Regions from separate parts of the Homo sapiens genome. Here region 2 is linked to region 1. A link is an interaction called in ENCODE POLR2A ChIA-PET data of the cell type or tissue named here. Cell type or tissue: Panc1. All regions are shown on one strand. Links, peaks and the distances in the headings refer to the core of each region. The heading gives the core; the rest is flanking DNA. Region 1 overlaps TP53INP2 (tumor protein p53 inducible nuclear protein 2). Region 2 overlaps ITCH (itchy E3 ubiquitin protein ligase).

Region 1 (10,484 bases), core at 3,259-7,258:
TATTATTGACCCAGTTCTTTACCACCCAGTTGGTTCTAAGACATGGATATAAATGATTTGACTACACTGCTAGAGTTTGAACTATTTGTCTATCTGTTAAGAGACACTAATTTTGTAAAATCCCTGATAGTTAAAAAACTGAAGGTAGGTTCACAGTCAGGCCAGGCAGCCTTTAGGAACAGCGTGCCAATCACAGTCTGAGGTACACCCTGACTGGATCATTAGCCTCTACATCACTTACCTAGAATTTCTTACCTTAAAGTAATTTGTGGCCAGGCTCAGTGGCTCACTTCTGTAATCCTAACGTTCTGGGAGGCTGAGGCGGGCAGATCAGTTGAGGTGAGGAATTTGAGATCAGCCTGGCCAACATGGCCAAACCCCATCTCTACTAAAAATACAACCATTAGCTGGGCGTGGTGGTGCATGCCTGTAATCCCAGCTACTAGGGAGGCTGAGGCAGGAGAATTGCTTGAACCCAGGGGGTGGAGGTTGCAGTGAGTTCAGATCGCACCACTGCACTCCAGCCTGGGCGACAATCCGAGACTGTCTCAAAAAAAAAAGTAATTTGCAAGACTCCATCTCAAAAAAAAAAAAAGGTGATTTGCCTATTCATTAGAGTAGTAAAAGTGGTAACATTTTGGAGGGAGTAGAAAATCAACTACCAAAACAAAAAAACTCATCAAAAGATGTTTTTTTCAGACAGATTTTTTTCAGACATGATGGGGAACAGTGGCAAAGGACCTCACTGTTGGAGGTGAAAATCCCAAGTTTGGTTTTAGACATGTTGAGTCTGAGGTTTGCTCTATGTCTCAGATTGACTGGATTTATCCAGGGAAGGTGATAGAGACTTCAAACTCAGTTTAAAATTTATTTTTTTCCTCATGGAAGTATGAAAGTTTACATCCTTCTCCCCACCAACCACAGTATCCAAAAGATGAGGGTTTTTAATGGTGTGTTTGTGGGTTTTTTTGCAGTTTCTAGCACAAGTCATTTGTTTATTCCTGACCCCACTCATTGATTCACGCTCAGAGGCAACCTACCAGTTCATTGGGTGCTTCGGAGCAGTGACAAATGGGAACAAGCAAGGAAGGAGGGGGAGCCTGAGGTTGCTTCTCCCCCACACCCCACTACCCACTTCTTTTCCCAGCCACATATGTTTCTCAGACATACCACTTGATCCTTCATATCACAACAAGGGAAAAGCTTCCAAAGTTGACCTAGTTAATGAATGTTTTGCTGAGGATGAACACTGTCAAGACAAAAACCCTGCCTATTTTTACTGCAAATGACAAATTTGCTGCAGTGAAAATAACGCTTGAGATTTGGACCTGAAGAGTTGATTTTAGGGAGTTATGTGGGCTGTGTGAGACTCTTTAATTTACATGAATTAAAATAAAGAACACCATTATTAACATCCTGGCAGATTAACTGTCTTCTGATTAGTAAAAGACTAATGAGTAAATCAGAAAGACTGATTCTACCACATGGCACAAAAAAAAACATGACCTTTGAGAAGACAAACATACTGAAATTTCCACCAACAGAGGCTTGAATGAAATTACTGTACTGGGCACCTCTTGGAAATTCATCTAGACCGCACTTCTTTTTATTTTTTTATTTTTTTTGAGACGGAGTCTCAATCTTGTTGCCCAAGCTGGAGTGCAATGGCGCAATCTCGGCTCACCACAACCTCCACCTCCCAGGCTCAAGCAATTCTCCTGCCTTAGCCTCCCGAGTAACTGGGATTACAGGCATGCACCACCACACCTGGCTAATTTTCTTTATTTAGTAGAGATGGGGTTTCTCCACGTTGGTCAGGCTGCTCTTGAACTCTTGACCTCAGGTGATCCACCCGCCTCAGACTCCCAAAGTGCTGGGATTACAAGCATGAGCCACCACGCCTGGCCTAGGCCTCACTTCTTAGCAGTCACCTTAGCTAACAGAGTAGTGAAATTTTTCCTTACAATCTACATATTTATTAGAGTCTGGGTTCACAAAATATTATGATACAAAAGACAAAGGAAAATTTGCCTTGAATACAACCTAACATGCAGTATCAGAAAATTCAGCCTAGTTACCAGAAATGGGTAAATCTGATTCATCTTTTGTATTGATATATTAGAAGCATTTTTTTTCTCCTTGATGAGAAGTAATTTTAGAACATTATTTTCATATTAAAACCAGAATATGAAATAAAGGTGACCTTTTGAAGTCAATATGAGATTCTAAAGAAGTGTTTACCTTTGGAGAGCTTCAGGCTATTCACTGTACTCTGCCATAACTTTGTGTAGAATTTTTTTTTTTTTTTTAAATAGAGATGGGGTCTCTGTCACCCAGGCTGGAGTACAGTGGCATGAACATAGCTCACTTCAGCCTTGAACTCCTTCAGCCATGAACTCCTGGGCTCAAGTGATCCTCCCACTTGGTCTCCTGAGTAGCTGGGACTACAGGCATGTGCCACCACACCCAGCTAATTCTTTTCTTTTTGTAGAGATGGGTTCTCACCATCTTGCCCAGGCTGGCCTCAAAACTTCTGGGCTCAAGTGAGCTTCCTGCGTCAGTCTTCCAAAGTGTTGGGATTACAGGGGTGAGCCATCACACCTGGCCAAAACGTTTTTAAGAAACACAGTTTAAGTCTGGCATAAGATTAAGTTAAAACACTGATAGTACAAGAGAAACTAAAGGAATCAAAACATAGTCATTTCCCTGTATGTCACTGTCATTCTGTGTGTAAATCACTCAGTTCCCACCTCCTCCATGAAGCCTTCAGGCTCACTTGGGCTCAGAGCAGGCCGTTGCTTATTCTGAATTGCATTCATGACTGTATGTATCCACAGTCTTTTTTTTTTTTTTTTTTTTTGAGACGGAGTCTCGCTGTCTCCAGGCTACAGTACAGTGGTGGGATATCGGCTTACTGGAACCTTCACCTCCGTAGTTCAAGCAATTCCCCTGCCTCAGCCTCCTGAGTAGCTGGGATTAAGGCACACGCCACCACGCCCGGCTAGTTTTTCGTGTATTTTTAGTAGAGATGGGGTTTCGCCATGTTGGCCAAACTAGTCTCAAACTCCTCACCTCAGGCAATCCGCCCACCTCGGCCTCCCAAAATGCTGGGATTACAGGCGTGAGCCACCACGCCCAGCCTTCCACAATCTTGATATAACTGGCTGGGCCATAGTAGACCCTCACTGACCAAGGCCCATGGTCATGTTGTTTAGACCTTGACTATAGCATGACAAAAATGGTTCCTTACTGTGAAACAATAGCTTGGCTCCAAAAGGGATCCCAAGGCAGGTTTTTTTTTGCATTCTAACAGAATTTACTCATTTGCTTATGGCATTACTCGTTGATTTCTCACCAAAAGCATTGTCAGTCTGTCTATTACACTTCGTTTTATGATGAGAACTGGTGAGGGAAACAGTGGGTGAATTGCCCAGCTACAAAGGCTCTCTCCACCCTGCACTTTCTCTAGTCAGTGTGCTTCATCGCCACCACCTCTGTCACATTCCAATTCTGCCCAATGCAGGACCACACCCTCTTCCCACGTAAGTCATCAAGCAAAGCCTGTGACTCTCTCCATTCAGAGCACCCCTTAGACAGATTCTGAGTTGAGTAGGGCTCCCCTTAGGTCTGCCCTGCTTGTTGTGGACTGTCTAAAGGGCACTGCTGTAAAGAGTTACTTCCACTGAACATGTCCTTTCTTTCCCCCACAGACATAACCAGTGCGGTGCAATCCAAGCGAAGAAAATCCAAGTAAACAAGCAGGACTGCGACTTGATACTTGGAAATGTGTGTGACTTTTACAAAGAGCAATTTTGAGCTGTGACTTTTTTAAATCAATTTCTGTACAGTTAGTAATTTTAATAATGTGGCCCTTTTCCTAGTCCCTGCAACCTGTTTCATAAAGTGCAATGGGGAAAGCAGGACTGTTGAGCCCTTTTGGTGTTGCGAGTTGAAGTTCAAGGTTTCTAAAATGTTGTCTTGTATTGAAAGGAGCTAATGCCATTATAAATGTTACTAGTTTTCACATTTCCTAAGCAGCCTAGAGTACAGGGTGAGCATTTTTAGATCTCCTAATGATGTATTGTGCCGTGGAAGTACTGTGTGTGAATAGCAGTAGTGGGGGCAAAAGCAATCTTCTCATTTGGAAATGTTGTAAATAATTTTATTATATAGTGTTTTGGATGTATTTGTTGTAGAAATGGACCAGTGAATAAAGAGAATCTAAGGATTTGTACAATGTGAAATAACGTGTTAAATAAATGTCATTGTCATAGAACATAAAGTTATGTTATTGGTAAGGGATTTTTGGGTGATCAGCTCTTTCTTTGGACCTTAACTAAGCAGACACAGCCTTGTGGATGGAATTCCTATCTAGTCCTCATTGAACCTGAGATGCCCGCCTGGCAAGTTGAGGAAAATGTACATACTTGCTCCCTCACCTCATTCTTGGCTTTGAAGAAACTAGCCCTGTTCAGCACTGTGCCAGGTATTTTGATATATATTGCTCAGATTTCTTTTGATGCAAATAACAAAACCAACTTAGAGATCAATGGCCACCCAGGATTTTCTAGGGACAGGAAGCTGTCAGCAGCTGAGATGGCACTTTTTCACCATGTCACATATCTGCTCCTCCATTTGCATGGTGGATTGCTCCAAAACAATTGTGCTGACATCTCCTCCTTGCAGGAGGTAAGCCCAAACTGGCCTGTAAGATTGTGCCAGCATCAAGAATCTAGTCCAGGGCCGGGCATGGTGGCTTACACCTGTAATCCCAGCACTTTGGAGGGCCTAGGCGGGTGGATCACCTGAGGTTGGGAGTCCGAGACCAGCCTGACCAACATGGAGAAACCCTGTCTCTACTAAAAATACAAAATTAGCTGGGCATGGTGGCACGTGTAATCCCAGCTACTGGGGAGGCTGAGGCAGGAGAATCGCTAGAACCCAGTAGGCGGAGGTTGCGGTGAGCCGAGATTGCGCTATTGCACTCCAGCCTGGGCAATGAGTGAAACTCCGTCTCAAAAAAAAAAAAATCTAGTCCAGTTTAGGTCAGGTTTCCACCTTTAGTTCTGTGGTTAGACAGAGCAGCTCCCAAATTAAAGGGGTCATTTTGTGCTGTATATTTCAGAGATGTCCACTACATTTCACTCTGGCTGTCCTTCTTCAAAATGTGTGTAGTCTCCAAAGCCAGCTGCTTCTGCCCCACCCTACCTGCAACTTGAGGAGACTCTGATGCTTGGGGCCCTGGCCTTGTCTCAGCCTGGGCTTCAGCCTTCTGCTGCATCTCCCCCAGGATTAGACTTCATCCTTTCCCCTCCAGTGGCTACTTGCCCTTGCTCTAACCCAGTGCCTGAGACCACAAGGATGAGTTTGGTCATTCTGTCATGCTGTTATTCTCATCTCTATTTCAGCTGTCTTCATGTATGTGTCTTGCATTGTAAGGATCCTCTAACAGTAGTCATTTATGAGTCAGACCCCATTGTCTGGCTCTGTTCCCAGTAAGCTTATCTCCCCTCTTCCTCTCCCATATGACACACACACCAGAACCAAGGCCAGCTTTATCATAATATCCTATGCCACTACTGTGCTTAAGATTACAAGATGCTTCTCATACTTAAGCTCAACTCAGGCAGAAAGGATCATGTGCTTTAAATATATTTTTATTTGTTTTTCTTTATATTAATTTTTTTCTCCCATAGAGGAATAGCATTACAGTCTAACAATCAGAATTCTGTTACACACATACACAGGCATGCCACATGACCCAGTTGAGGTGGTTGTCTCCTTGAGTCTGTTGACACGTCACATGGTCAAAGTCTCCTCATTTCAGCCAGTCTCAACACAAAACACCCAACAGGGATGCACTCAACTTGTTGGTTCCATGTGGAACTAGGTGGCAGGGCGAGAGGGAAAGTAGTAGAAGGGGGCTATGGTGTGTCTGCATTCAGTCCCCTCACATAAAGCCACATGGATCTAGGGGGGTATCCAAGAGCTCTGGTGGGGTCCGTGTTGCACCTAAGACATTATAGGTCAGAGCAAGTTGCTCAGAGGGTTCCAGGCAGGGGGCTGGGGAGCAGGCATACTCTAAAACAGCACCAAACTGCATTCATACACGGTGCCCTGCTGGGGCTAGACTGGCAAAGGCTGGAAAGACACCCAGCTTGAAGGAACCACTCAGACTTACTGGGGAATAACTGGAAGTCACTGTTTGATGTAACTGGGACTCACTCTAGAAACGGGTCCCTCTGACAGTTTTGGCAAAGTGCTGGTAGTACTGACATTAATACTCACAAATTGATACAAACTCCTCTAGGGCCTCAGAAAACATCAATCAAAACAGACTCTCTAACCCCCTCCTAAGGTTGCATAGGACTTTGAACTCTGGTTCCCTCATGTATTCAAGTTCTGTGGTTTAAAAAAAAATCCTGAAGCATGCTCAAGGTGAAAGGCACGTACACAGTCAATACAGTATGACAAGGGCTGATGCTTCAGGAGTCAGACTAGCAGGAGACTGAGTAGTGTTGGTTCTTAGAAATCTATACACAATTAAAATATTGCCACACTCAAATGCTACAGAATCTATAGGAAAGGTACAAAAAAATATGAGCCTTGCAACCAAGCAGGTGAGAGATTGGGTTCTAGAATACAGGAGCCTCCAGAAATATAGGTAAACAAAAGGCCTTTTAAAATTTGAGCCAAATGCCCTATAACTTAAACTCTTCCCCCACCAGAAGGATCATGGGCACCACACAGGACTGAGCCTAGGTCCCAGCTGGCAGTGAGGAGTAGGCAAGAAGGGTTGGAGGGAGATTCAGCTCTTGGAGGTGCCGAAGACCCTAGGCTGGCTGTGAAGTGCCCAAGTGGTAGCTGGAAGAATAAAAGCAACTAGGTTCTGAAGGAGAACTTGGGAGAGGAGCAAGGCTGTCAACTACTGGGGCCCTAGTGGACTGGCGTGGGAGCTTTGATCCGTTTTTAGTGTTAATTTGGCTTATTCCCTGGAATAGGAGACCCCATCAGGTCTTCCTCTGTCCTCATCCCAGCATCCATGGGGATACCCCATCCCTTCCCCACATACCCCCCATGAGGCCTGGGGCTATAGGGTCAGGGAGGGCAGCTGCCTTTGCCCTCATGGGAATGCAGAGTTTTCTCCAAGCTTCAGCTTGGCTGTGAGGCCTGGAAACCTAGAGTTGGGGTGAGGGGAGGACCTATGTTCATAGGTACCAAGAAGTCTTAAAAGTTCCTAGGAAGAGTGAGCACACACTAGAAAAGGACGGCTAGAAAGAGGAAATGGGAAGCAACTCAGGGCATCCCAAGAGGCTGTTGCTGGTGTCTGAGCCCAAAATTCAGTCTCACCACAAGAAGGGGAGGCTGGTGGCCCCTGCCCCTTCTGTCTCCCCCAGGGATTCAGGTTCCCTCTTCCAGGTATTTACTGGAGGAGAAGGGGAGGGGGATCATAGGGTACCCATTTCTCCCCAGCAACCTAGAAAGAAAGAGAGGCCTGTGGGAGAAAATGAAAAGAGGCCCCCTGAAGGCCCTGAACCTGGATAGGAACAATTTGCAGATTGAGACAGTGGGAGTCCTGGACTCCTACTCAGGACTGCTGGCTAGCCATACTGAGCAGGGTGTGAAATACAAGGCCAGAGGCAAGGTGAAGACTGAGCTGTCAGCCTTGGGATGGCTTCACCCCATGGTGTGTCCTCCAGCATCACTGCTCTGCACGCTGACCTAGGGTGTGTGCCCTTTCCCTGCCTAGAAGCCCTGTGGCCTGCATGTCTCCTAAGCTAGTTCTAGCACCTTGGGCTTGTGAACAGACGGCCAGGATGGTAGGGCCTTGCCCAGCTTCTACTCGGGTGACGTGTTGGGGGTAGAGTGGCAAGGTACTAACTAAGCCCTTCAGATTTCAGGGCCTGCAGAAGGGTGGATTATAGAAAAGGGAAGTGGGGGCAGACTCCAGGCTTCAGCCTGGGAGCAGGGTTTGGCCTCTCTGAGCAAGCACAGTGCACACTCCCTTGGTGCCCTGCTCCCTGCAGCTTCTCAACGTGTCTGTCCTGTCCGCATCTCCAATAGGCTGCCTCGTTCCCTAGATTCCCTCCATCTTCTCCCTCTAACTCACGTCTCACAGTCCTCTTCTACATACTGTACCTTTCCAGGCCTAAGCAGCTCCACAGAGTACCGCCCCCAAGGCAGAAGGAAGGGGAGACTAAAAGCAAAACCCTGAGCCCTTACTGGAGGGCAATGACAGCAGCCCAGGCTGCACAGGCTCTACCTGGTCAGAGCTGGGCTCAGGGTCCCCACCATTTGGTAGGGAATTACTGGGAATGAAGAATAAGGGAACAGGAGTGAGTGTAATGCCAACCATGGGATAGTGTGAGACATGTAAGGTGGGAGTTGAAGGTGGGGAATGAGCCAGATCAGGGACTGGAAGAAGCTTTCAGAAATAGGGGCAGGCCAGAGGTAGAGGACTGGAGGGCAAGGGTGAAAGGGAGAGACAGGGATGGGGACCAGAGAAGAAAGGATGGAGGGGCCAGGAGTAGGGGGCATGGATGATTAGATGCTGGGTATGGGGACCAGGAGTGAGGGTGAAGGGTGAATGGGTTCAGAGGCAGATTAGAGGATCAGAGATGGGGAAATTGAGGGTGTCGGGGAAGGAACGGCTATCACCCAACCTCACACGCTTTAAGAAGGGAGGTTTCGGTGTCCAGCCCGAGGAGTCGGAGGAGCCCGACAGGGATCGGGATCGGCAAGGGGTTCGTGGCGCGGCCGGTGGACGCTCAGTAGTTGAACTGGCGCTGGCACGGCTGGTAGATGAAGCTGCTCTGGTTCTTGGACCGGCGCGGACGGCTCTCGCGGGCTCGGTTCTGCCGCTGCACCGCCTTGGCGCTCAGCGCGTGGCGCTCTGCCCGCTGCCGGGCCCGCTGCAGCCGCCGCACCTGGCCCGCCTTCTCCAGCAGCGCCGCCCGCGCTGGGAGAGGAGCGGCGTGGCGCGCGGCCCGCGGCTCGCGGCGGGCGGGCGTCAATTCCCTGTGAGGACAGAGCCAGGCTCGGTCAAGCCGGGTAAGCTGGGCGGGGGGTCTAGAGGGCGCTGCCATCTCCCACCCTTGCTTCGGCTCAGTTCTGTGTCTGTTCAGATTGGGGTGCCCGACGCCCTTCTTGTGGGTACCAACCCGGAGGTGCCTCCTCGGTTCTAGCCCTTAACAGGTAAACTGGACCTCGGGGGAGACTGGACCCCCACCCCCTATTCCACCCTTGCCTTTCTGTTTAAGTCCCACTCCCTAGGCGCTCCAGCCACGCTCCTCAAGCCTCCAACCCCGGCCCCAGCCTCTTGGCCACGCCCCTCCCTCTCAAGCCCCGCCCCTCCGTCCTCAGGCCCGCTTCTAGCCTCGCCCGGAGGCCCACCGGCCCCCCACTTTGTCTCAAAGGCAACCCTCCCAAGGCCGCTACCCCCTCGAGCGCGGGGCGGGCTCCTGGCCCCACTACCCCAGCCTCCTAGCCTGGACCCTGGCCTCCAAGATCCGTCTCCCTGGGCCTCCAGGCTCCGCCCCCGGCCCGCTCACCCTTCGCTGAGGTCGCCGTCAGGCAGGGCCGCGTCCGGGAGCGGGGAAGGGGACCCGGGCTCTAGCACTATGGTGCTGCCGGTGACGTAAACGGACATGCTGGGGTGCTCGATGAGGAGGTCCTCCAGGGGACTGCTCTGGAGGCGGGCGGGACCGAGTCCAGGCCCCTCTGCCGTAAAACAGGCGGGAGGGGTAACAAACCAGCTCTCGTCCATCAAGGAGGGCGCGGGCGGAGGGCGGCCCGCGGGGGCAGGGGCGGCCCCGGGGCTGGGTGGAGCCGCGTAGCTGTCTACGGGGCGCGGGATGGGAGCCGTGCAGAGGAGGGGAGCAGCGAGGAGGCACACACACACACACACACACACACCGGACAAGGGGGCGGGGAGAGAAAGGGCATCGTTAGTCAGACCCGCAGCCCGTCCGCAGCGCCCCGGGGCACCCACGGGCCAGGCGTCTCGCCCTGCTGCCCTAGGGGACCTGACGTGCGGGCCTCTCCTGGGCCGCCAGGAGAGAGCCCCGGCTTTCATGGGAAGGGGCCCCGTGACCCCACCTCCAGTAGGCTTGGGGGACTCCCCCGTCCCCCAGCAGCGCCCTTCCCCTCCGCTGCTAGGCCATCTGCCCTTAGAATGACTTCACAGGCCCAGGAGACAGACCCAGGCCTCACCCGGCAGGTCAATGATGAGCCAGCCGTCCACTTCATCCTCCTCCGACACGAAGGCGCGGGGGCAGTCGGGGTCTTCGGGGGGCGAGGGGGTGCTGAAGAAGAGGCTGGAGAGGCGCTGGAACATGGTGGGGGGCGAAGCGCCTCACGGGGGCGCCCTATGGCAGTGCAAAAACCTGGGAATCAGAAGGACGTGAGAGCCACCACTGATTGAGGTTCACCCCACTCCTGGCCTGGGGAAGAGGCCAGAAGATATCACCCCCAGAGCAGGGAGA
Region 2 (10,484 bases), core at 218-4,217, 230 kb after region 1:
ATAAATTATGATTTTCTTTAACCATTGGGGATGTTTCAAAACATTTTGCCCCAGTATAAAAATATTACAGTAACAGGAAAGATGGGAAAGTGAGTTAAAAGCAGACAACTTAAGGCATTATTTACTAGCATGGTACAGGGGAATGAAGGAAAATTCATTACCTCTAATTCCTTTGCATCAAAGTATTGCAAATATTGCTGGGGAAGAATTTCATTAAAGCCTTCAAAGAAAGCTTGTGTCTGTTCTTCAACACCTCGAGACAACCTCCACTCAGCTACCATTCTGGCAAACAAATATGAAAAAACCTATCAGGAAGTTTAGATCTTATCTTTAAATTCTGAGTATAAAAATAAATTTTAAAAAATTATAAAAAACTTAAAATATATTCAAAAATAGAACATAATGAACCCCCTGTACACATGTCCAAGCTTCATCACAATGCCCATCTATTTCATCTATGCCCCTACTCATACCCTAGATATCATATAATTTCATTTCTTTATTTATTTGAGATGAGGTCTCACTCTGTCACCTGAGCTGAAGCACAGTGGCACAATCTTGGCTCACTGCAGTCTCGACCTCCTGGGCTCAAGCAATCCTCCTACCTCGGCCTCCCGAGTAGCTGGGAATATAGGTGTGCAACACCACGCCTGGCTGATTTTTGGTTTTGTATGTAGAGATGGTGTCTCTCTGTGATGCCAAGGCTGGTTTTAAATATCTGGCCTCAAGTGATCTTCCTGCCTCCGCCATCCAAAGTGCTACGATTACAAGCGTGTGCCACCATTGCCAAGCCATATAATTTCTTTTTTTTTCTTTTATTTTGTTTTTGTTTTTTGAGACAGGGTCGCGCTCTGTCACTCAGGCTGGAGTGCAATGATACAATCTGGGCTCACTGCAGCCTCCACCTTCCAGGTTCAGTCAGTTCTTGTGCATCAGCCTCCCGAGTAGCTGGCATTACAGGCGTGCGCCACCACACCCAACTGATTTTTGTGTTTTTAGTAGAGACGGGGGTTTCATCATGTTGGCCAGGCTGGTCTTGAACTCCTGACCTTAAGTGTTCTGCCTGCCTTCTCCCAAAGTGCTGGGATTACAGGCACGAACCACCACGCCCAGCCCAGATAATTTCATTTTGAACAAATACTTCAGTATTTGTCTCTACGACATGAGGATTATTTTTTAAAACATAAATCATAAAAACATGACCGCATCATTATTTTATAAACCTAGAATTCTAAATCTAGTGACAATATCCTTCAAAAAATGAAGGTGAAATAAAGATGTTTTCATATAAAAGCTGAGAAAATGCATCACCAAGAGATGCACACTAAGTGAAATGGTAAAGAAAGGTTTTTTTTTTTAAAGCCAAAGGGAAATTATCTTAGATTTAAAAAAAAAAATGAATCTGAGGAAAGAAATAAGGAGAACCAGAAATAGTAATGTGAGTAAATATAAGATTATTTTTGAAAATAGTTAAAAATTAAAGCAAGAATAACAGTAACAAAGTATTATATTTGTGACACGTAGAAATAATATATGACAACAACACCACAAAGAGCTGGAGTGAGGTAAATGGAATTATATTATTATGAGCTTCTTTTCTTTTTTTTTGAGACGAAGTCTCGCTCTTGTCCCCTAGGCTGAAGCGCAATGGCGTGATCTCGACTTACTGCAACCTCCGCCACCTGGGTTCAAGCGATTCTCATGCCTCAGCCTCCCAAGTAGCTGGGATTACAGGTGCCTGCCACCATGCCTAGTTGATTTTTGTATTTTTAGTAGAGACGGGGTTTCATCATGTTGGCCAGGCTGGTCTCGAACTCCTGACCTCAGGCAATCTGCCCACCTCAGCCTCCCAAAGTGCTGGAATTACAGGTGTGAGCCACCGCACCTGGCCTATGAGCTTCTTATATTGTACAAGAAGTAGTGTTTGGGTCAACAGGGATGTTAAAGATGCATATTATCATAATCATTAGAGTTGCCACTAAAGTTAAACAAAGAGGTATAGCTAAAAAACCAACAGAAGAGCTAAAAAAGAAAGTAAAAATTGCTTTATTCAAAGAAGGCAAGAAAGAACAAAGAAAGTTGGGAAAAATAAGAAACAAATAGCAAGGCGAGACAAATAGCAAAACAAATAGCAATGGTTAGACAAAAGTCCAACCAAATCAGTAATAAAATTAAACATAAATGTACTGAACACTCCAATTATAAAGTAGAGATTATCAGGATAAAAATAAGACCTGGCTGGGCACGGCGGCTCATGCCTGTAATCCCAGCACTTCGGGAGGCTGAGGTGAGGGGATCACGAGGTCAGGAGATTGAGACTTTCCTGGCTAACACGGTGAAACCCTGTCTCTACTAAAAATACAAAAAAATTAGCCAGGTGTGGTGGCAGGCGCCTGTAGTCCCAGCTACTCCGGAGGCTGAGGCAGGAGAATGACGTGAACCCAGGGAGCGGAGCTTAGAGTGAGCCAAGATGGCACCACTGCACTCCAGCCTGGGTGACAGAGAGACTACGTCTCAAAAAAAAAAAAAAAAAAACCTAACAAATACTTTTAAATACAATGAGAGTGGCTGGATGTGGTGGCTGACATCTGTAATCCCAGCACTTTGGGAGGCTGAGGTGGGTGGATCCCTTGAGCACAGGAGTTCAAGACCAGCCTGGGCAACACGGTGAAACCCCATCTCGTCATGTGGGTGTGGTGGCACATGCCTGTAGTCCCAGCTGCTTGGTGGCTGAGGCTAGAGGATCGCTTGAACTTCTGGAATTGGACGCTGCCGTGAGGCAAGATTTCACCACTGCACTCCAGCCTGGGTGACAAAGTGAGACCCTGTCTCAAAAATATTAATAATAAAAATAAAACATAATAAATAAATAAATAAATAAAATAAATAAAATAGTGAAAAACACAACATTCCAAAATTTGTGGCTGGGCGTGGTGGCTCATGCCTGTAATCCAGGCACTTTGGGACGCTGAGGCAGGCGGATCACCTGAGGTCAAGAGTTCAAGACAAGCCCGGCCAACATGGCAAAACCCCGTCTCTACTAAAAATACAAAAATTAGCCAGGCGTGGTGGCGGGTGCCTATAATCCCAGCTGCTCGGGAGGCTGAGGCAGAAGAATCACTTGAACCCAGGAGATGGAAGTTGCAGTGAGCCAAGATTGTACCGCTGCACTCCAGCCTGGGCGACAGAGCAAGACTCTGTCTCGGGGGAAAAAAAAAAAAAGGTGTGGACTGGATGCGGCGGCTCATGCCTATAATTCCAGCACTTTGGGAGACCAAAGTGGGAGTATCGTTTGGATCCAGGAGTTTGGAGACCAGCCTGGGTAACATAGTAAGACCCATCTCCTACAATAAATAAATAAATAAGTAAGCCAGGCATGGTAGTACATGCCTGTGGTTCCAGCTACCTGGAAGGCTGAGGTGGGAGGCTATCTGGAGCTCAGGAGGTTGAGGCTACAGTGAACCATGACTCTACCACTACGCTCCAACCTGGGCAACCTCAGAGTGAGACTCTATCTCAAAAAAAACAACAAAAAATTGTGGGATATAGCTAAAGAAATACTTAGTTGGAAATATGCAGCTTTAAATCCTTATATTAGAAAACAGAATGTGGGAGGATAGCTTAAGGCAAGGAGTCTGAGACCAGCCTGTGCAAAATAGCAAGACCACATCTCTACAAAAATAAAAACAACCAAAAAATTTGCTGGGCACAGTGGCTTGTGCCTACAGTCCCAGCTACTCAGAAGGATGAGGCAGGGGGATCCTTTGATCCCAGGAGTTTAAGACTGCAGTGAGCTCTGATCGTGCCACTGTATTTCAGCCTCGGCAACAGAGCAAGACTCCGTCAAAGAAGAACGAAATCTAGACGTATCGTAAGAAAAGGTAAGAAGAGGGAGGGAAGAAGGGAAAGAGAAGAGTTTCTAAAATCAATGATCTGAAATATTTAAGAACTCCAACAATCACAAATAAAAAGACAACCCAATTTTAGAATGGATAAAAGATTTGGATACACACATCACAAAAGAAGAGCTACAAATGATCAATATGCATAGAAAAACGTACTTGACACCATTAGTCAAGGAAGAAATGGAAATTAAAACCACGAGATATTACTGACAATGCTGAATTGGCAAGAACGTGAAGCAACTCTCAAATACTACTAGTAGGACTGCAAAATGGCAAAAACACTTTGGGAAACTGGCAGTTTCTAATAAAGTCAAACACCTTCCCAGCGATTTCACTCCTAGGTATTTACTCAAGAAAAATATGTCCACAAAAAGATATCACAAGAATGTTTATAGCAGCTTTACTCATAAAAGCCCCAGACTGAGAAACAACCAAAACATTTATCACCAAGAGAATGGATAAACAAATTTTGAGATATACACAGCATGGAATATTTCTCAGCAATAAAAAGGAATAAAATACTGATATAAACAATATGGCTGAATCTCACAAACACCAAATAAAAGAAAAAATCAGACACTAAAAGCTAGATATAAGAGTACATACTCTATGATTTCATTTTAGGAAGTTTAAGATCAGAAACAGTTATAGAAATAGAACTAAACAGAAATGGTTACCTACCTCTGGGGCTGGGAGAAGGGAGGTGTGCATTGGCCCCTTATGGGGTCCAGAATAGAAAAAAAAGTTCCACAATTTGGGTCATATTTACATGGACATGATGCTATATGGAACAGTGTTTACAGAATTGGTAATTAAATGAGTGATCTAGCACAACTTCTCTCCATAAAATGCTCACATTTGGGCTGATATATATATTTGTCAAATTTCAACTTCTACACTTAAGATCAGTGCATTTTATTCTAAGGAAATTATACTTCTTAAAATAATACTAAAAACCCCCCAAACTCTGAAATTTTAAGCAAGCCATTATTGAAGTAGATACTAAAAACCTTTTTAGCTGCCCATTATCTTAAAATGTTATCTTACCAGCAACAAAACTATTGAGAAACGTAGTACATCTCTTGGAATCTCGAAACATTACCTCTCTGGAATGCTATATATGTCATAAGAAAATCTAGACATATCATAACAAAAAAACTGGAGAATTGACAAAAACGAATTGACTACATTTTAAAAGCAGATTTCAAAATAAACTTTTAAAAGGATAGATTGTTGTCCAAGAAATAATGACAGCTCACTGTGTTAAATAGTATACTTTCAATTATGGAGGGAAAAACCAGGCAAGAAATGCAGAACCTGGAACTTAAGAAGTAAATATGCAAAATTTAACCCTGGCTGGAAAGAATTGCTATTGAGAAGGTATGAATGAACTATTAGCTCTTGAGACTAGTAGCATGAACCAATGGAAATAATCAGAAAGGATATACTATAAAACATCATTTTAGTTATAAATTTTACCCAACCTTATGATATAGTTTGGCTCTGTGTCCCCACCCAAATCACATCTTGTAGCTCCCATAATTCCTATGTGTTATGGGAGAGAACCAGTGGGAGATAACTGAATCATGGGGGCGGGCCTTTCTCATGTTGTTCTCATTATAGTGAATAAGTCTCACAAGATCTGATGGTTTTAAAATGGGAGTTTCCCAGCACAAGCTCTCTCTTTGCCGGCTGCCATTCATGTAAGACATGCCTTGCTCCTCCTTGCCTTCCACCATGATTGTGAGGCCTCCCCAGCCATGTGGAACTGTAAGTCCATTAAACCTCTTTCTTTTGTAAATTGTCCACTCTCAAGTATGTCTTAGCAGCAGTGTGAAAACAGTAAATTGTTACCAGGAGTGGGGTGCTGCTGAAGATAACTGAAAATGTGGATGCAACTTTAGAACTGGGTAACAGGCAGACGTTGGAACAGTTTGGAGGGCTCAGAAGAAGACAGGAAAATGTGGGAAAGTTTGGAACTTCCTATAGACTTGTTGAATGGCTTTGACCAAAATGCTGACAGCAATATGGACAATAAAGTCCAGGCTGAGGTGTTCTCAGATGGAAATGAGAAACTTTTTGGGAAATGCAGCAAAGGTGACTCTTTGTATGTTTTAGCAAAGAGACTGGCAGCATTTTGCCCCTGTGCTAGAGACTGGTGGATTTGTACTTGAGAGAGACGATTGTACTTGAGAGAGATGATTTAGGGTATCTGGTGGAATAAATTTCTACGTAGCAAAGCATTCAAGAGGAGACTTGCGTGCTGTTAAAGGCATTCAGTTTTGTAAGGGAAGCAGAGCATAAAAGTTTGGAAAATTTGCAGCCCAACAATGCAATAGACAAGAAAATCTCATTTTCTGAGGAGAAATTCAAGCTGGCTACAGAAATTTGCATAAGTAATGAGGACCCGAATGTTAATCCCCAAGACAATGTGGAAAATGTCTACAGGGCACGTCAGAGGTCTTCATGGAAGCCCCTCCTATCACAAGCCTGTAGGCAGGCCTAGGAGCTAAAAATGGTTTCATGGGCCGGGCCCAGGGTCCCCACGCTGTGTGCACTCTAGGGACTTGGTGCCCTGTTTCCTAGCTGCTCCAGCATGACTAAAAGTGGCCAAGGTACAGCCCGGGTTGTTGCTTCAGAAGGTGGAAGCCCCAGGAGTTGGCAGCTTCCACGTGCTGTTGAGCCTGAGGGTGCACAGAAGGCAAAAATTGAGGCTTGGGAACCTCCCTCTAGATTTCAGAAGACGTATGGAAATGCCTAGATGCCCAGGCAAAAGTCTGCTTGCAGGGGCAGGGCACTCACAGAGAACCTCTGCTAGGTCAGTGTGGAGGGGAAATGTGAAGTTGGAGGCCCATACAGAGTCCCTACTGGGGCACTGCCTAGTGGAGCTGTGAGAAGAGGGCAACCGTCCTCTAGACCCCAGAATGGTAGATCCACCAACAGCTTGCAGCATGAGACTGGAAAAGCCATAGACACTCAACGCCAGCCCATGAAAGCAGCCGGTGGGGGGCTATACCCTGCAAAGCCCCAAGGGCAGTGTTGCCCAAGGCCATGGGAGGCCACCTCTTACATCAGGGTGACTTGCATATGAGACATGGAGTCAAAAGAGATCATTTTGGAACTTGAAGATTTGACTGCCCTGCTGGATTTCAAACTTGCATGGGGCCTGTAGCTCCTTTGTTTTGGCCAATTTCTCCCATCTTGAATGGCTGTATTTACCCAATGCCTGTATCCCTGAGTGTATGTAGGAAGTAACTAAGTTGCTTTTAATTTTACAGGCTCATAGGCGGAAGGGACTTCCCTTGTCCCAGATGAGACTTTGGACTGTGGACTTTTGAGTTAATGCTGAAATAAGTTAAGACTTTGGGGACTGTTGAGAAGGCATGATTGGTTTTGAAATGTGAAGACATGAGATTTGGGAGGGGCTAGGGGCAGAATGATATGGTTTGGCTCTGTGTCCTCACCCAAATCTCACCTTGTAGCTCCCATAATTCCCATGTGTTGTAAGAGAGAATCAGTGAGATAACTGAATCATGGGATCACGGGGGTGGGTCTTTCCCCTGCTGTTTGCATGACAGTGAATATGTCTCACAAGATATGATGAAGTGTTTTGTTCATTCGTTTGTTTGTTTTGAGACAGAGTCTTGCTCTGTTACCAGGCTGGAGTGCAGTGGTGCTATCCTGGCTCACTGCAATCCCCGCCTCCCAGGTTCAAGCCATTCTCCTGCCTCAGCCTCCCTAGTAGCTGGGATTACAGGCACATGCCACCACACCCAGCTAATTTTTGTATTTTTAGTAGAGATGGGGTTTCACCATGTTGGCCAGGATGGTCTCAATCTCCTGACCTTGTGATCTGCCTGCCTTGGCCTTCCAAAGTGCTAGGATTACAGGCATGAGCCACCATGCCTGGCCGATGATGAGGTTTTAAAAACAGGAGTTTTCCCTGTACAAGCTCTCTCTTTGCCTGCTGCCATCCATGTAAGATGTGACTTGCCCCTCCTTGCCTTCCACCATGAGGGTGAGGCCTCCCCACCCTCGTGGAACTGTAAGTCCATTAAACCTCTTTTTTTTATAAATTGCCCAGTCTTGGATATGTCTTTATCAGCAGCAGGAAAGTGGATTAATACACCTTACAATATTCCCCATGAAAATATCTGCATATATATTTGAGATTCTTTTTAATGACATGTTATACAGCATAGTGATTACAGAGTTGATGTTTAAAAGAGTGATCCTGCATGACTTTTATCCTTAAAACTCTTTTAAAAACACTTAAAAAAAAACTTTTTAGAAATGAAAAATGACTGCCTACATAGGATATTGATTAGTACAGAGACAAATACTATTTTTGGAGATACTCTCCATTAGTATTAGTAAGCAATTATCAATGTGCTGTAGTCAAACAAAAAGTGAAATGTGAAAAGGAGCACTCTCACCTGATGTATTCCTCTTTATTTTCTTCTGTTACAAGAATATTGCCACCATTAGGTTTCAGATCATGACTCTTAATTTCACCTAGAATTTCTTTGTCAACGGAGAAGTACATTTCCAAATCACATTCCTCAATATTGTTTTCCCTGCACAAATGAAATTAGCACTATTTGTTATATCCACCAATTCAATCATAATTTATAAGTTTTTAACGAAAGGCCCATGTTCTTAAATAATTAATATTAAGCTATAACATCAAAATAAGAAGAAATAAGATTCTGTTCTAAGGTCATATTATTGCCGAAGATCTTGGGTGTATTTTTGTAAAATTTATCATATTGAATAAAAAGACAGGTTTGATATATAGATCATTTAAATACAATAAACCAATTATGTGCCTACAGTTTGGATAAGTTATCAATACTACACGGAATGCATATAACTATATTTTAATAAATTACATGGAAAAAGAAACTTACTTAACCCAGATGAGAGAATTGTAAAATTCTGGATCAATAGATTCTAAATCCTTGAGTCCAACTGGTTTGTTCAAGATACGCTTATAGAATGGTAAAGAAAAACCCGTGTCTATGAATTTCCCATGGAACAGAGCCTATGAAAAAAGGAAACAAGACCGCTTAAAATAACTGTACAATAATCATTTTATTTCAATATATTAGATGTACTCTTCATTTAAAAACACTTCCCTGGGTCAGGCATGGTGGCTCACGCCTGTAATCCCAGCAATCTGGGAGGCCGAGGTGGGTGGATCACCTGAGGTCAGGAGTTCGAGACCAGACTGACCAACATGGAGAAACCCCATCTCTACTAAAAACACAAAAATTAGCCGGACATGGTGGCACATGCTTGTTTGTAATCCCAGCTACTCGGGAGGCTGAGGCAGGAGAATTGCTCGAACCTGGGAGGCAGAGGTTGTGGTGGGCCGAGATCACGCCATTGCACTCTAGCCTGGGCAACAAAAGTGAAACTTTGTCTCAAAAAAACACTTCCCTGGCTGGGCACGGTGACTTATACCTGTAATCCCAGCACTTTGGAAGGCTGAGGCAGGTGGATTACCTGAGGTCAGGAGTTCAAGACCAGCCTGGCCAACATAGCAAAACCCCTTCTCTACTAAAAATACAAAAATTAGCCAGGCATGGTGGCGCACACCTGTAATCCTAGCTACTTGGGAGGCTGAGGCGGGAGAACTGACTGAGTCCAGGAAGCAGAGGTTGCAGTGAGCCAAGATCGTGTCACTGTACTCCAGCCTGGGTGACAGAGCAAGACTCTGTCTCAAAAATAAAAAACAAAACAAAACAAAAAACCACTTCCCTTTCTCTCATATGATCTGTTATGGCACCTAAGAGAAAATTTAGTATTGCTGAATAAGCAAAGTAAACATAATTCTTGACCTGCACTTACCATGGCAATAAATCTGCCAATAAAACGAAAATATTTCAGGTGATCTGGATTGATGTAAGAAGCGGGGTTTATCTGCAAGCAGTAGTTATCCTTCCCTGCATATTCAAACAGGCAATACATTGGGTTCAACACTTCATGTGACAAAAGAAAGAACCATTCTCTGAAATCAAAAGAAAATTTACGATGAAAAATCTTGTAGGTTACCAAGAAATCAAAGAACAGTGCTATAAAGTTCTCAGGGATCTATACCCCTCAGCTAGTGATAGTTTTCTAATCTCATGTTGATTTTTATTGCTTCTGTTCAAACTCACATCTGTTTCACAGAGTTGGTAGTATACACCATCTTTGGTAGATGGTAATATATACATTATTACATTTCAAAAAATCTAAGACAACATTGCACCTTTATTTGATGAACGACTAAATTGTATTTTCCAATTTTACCTGAGATACATCGTAATTTCAGAGATATTATAAAATGAAAATATTAGTCTTAGAATCAATGAAATACTATTCATAGGCAAATTTAAAATTCACTATTTACCCATGTGAGTAAAGTGGCTGAAATCAATCTAATATTCCATCTATTACTAAGTCCCATAATAATCCCCATCAAGTGCCACTACTCCCTACACGTTAAATCAATATGAAAATTCTTCCAATTTCACAGAGGCAGTAAAGTTCTTAATTCCAGCCACTCACATATTAGAAAAATGCTGAGACTCT

Evidence for each region. Peaks named below come from ENCODE experiments on the same cell type or tissue, not always from the same donor. Only the 100,000 strongest peaks of a DNase experiment are listed, where the experiment ranks them.
Region 2: POLR2A ChIA-PET joins it to region 1 with 5 read pairs; 1 of 35 experiments calls an interaction of 5 or more read pairs at or near these places.

Annotation. Positions count from the first base shown.
Region 1 is chr20:34,708,592-34,719,075 of GRCh38, reverse strand. TP53INP2 (tumor protein p53 inducible nuclear protein 2) reads right to left here. Exons shown (of 5, transcript NM_021202.3): 3 at 10,213-10,385; 4 at 9,552-9,840; 5 at 5,640-9,018. The coding sequence starts at 10,336. The coding sequence ends at 8,769. NCOA6 (nuclear receptor coactivator 6) reads left to right here. Exons shown (of 15, transcript NM_014071.5): 15 at 3,711-4,302. The coding sequence ends at 3,754. Among named protein-coding and RNA genes, the nearest start is that of TP53INP2, 9.5 kb to the right of the region's middle. RefSeq lists silencers at 8,878-9,047, 9,298-9,557, 9,598-10,157, 10,257-10,484. In Panc1, for the core only: no CTCF peak of the experiment used is centred there; a DNase peak (open chromatin) is centred at 5,475.
Region 2 is chr20:34,479,064-34,489,547 of GRCh38, reverse strand. It overlaps ITCH (itchy E3 ubiquitin protein ligase), which reads right to left. Exons shown (of 25, transcript NM_031483.7): 18 at 9,759-9,918; 19 at 8,816-8,949; 20 at 8,342-8,482; 21 at 162-282. Among named protein-coding and RNA genes, the nearest start is that of MIR644A, 18 kb to the right of the region's middle. In Panc1, for the core only: no CTCF peak of the experiment used is centred there; no DNase peak of the experiment used is centred there; H3K27ac peaks cover 396 bases.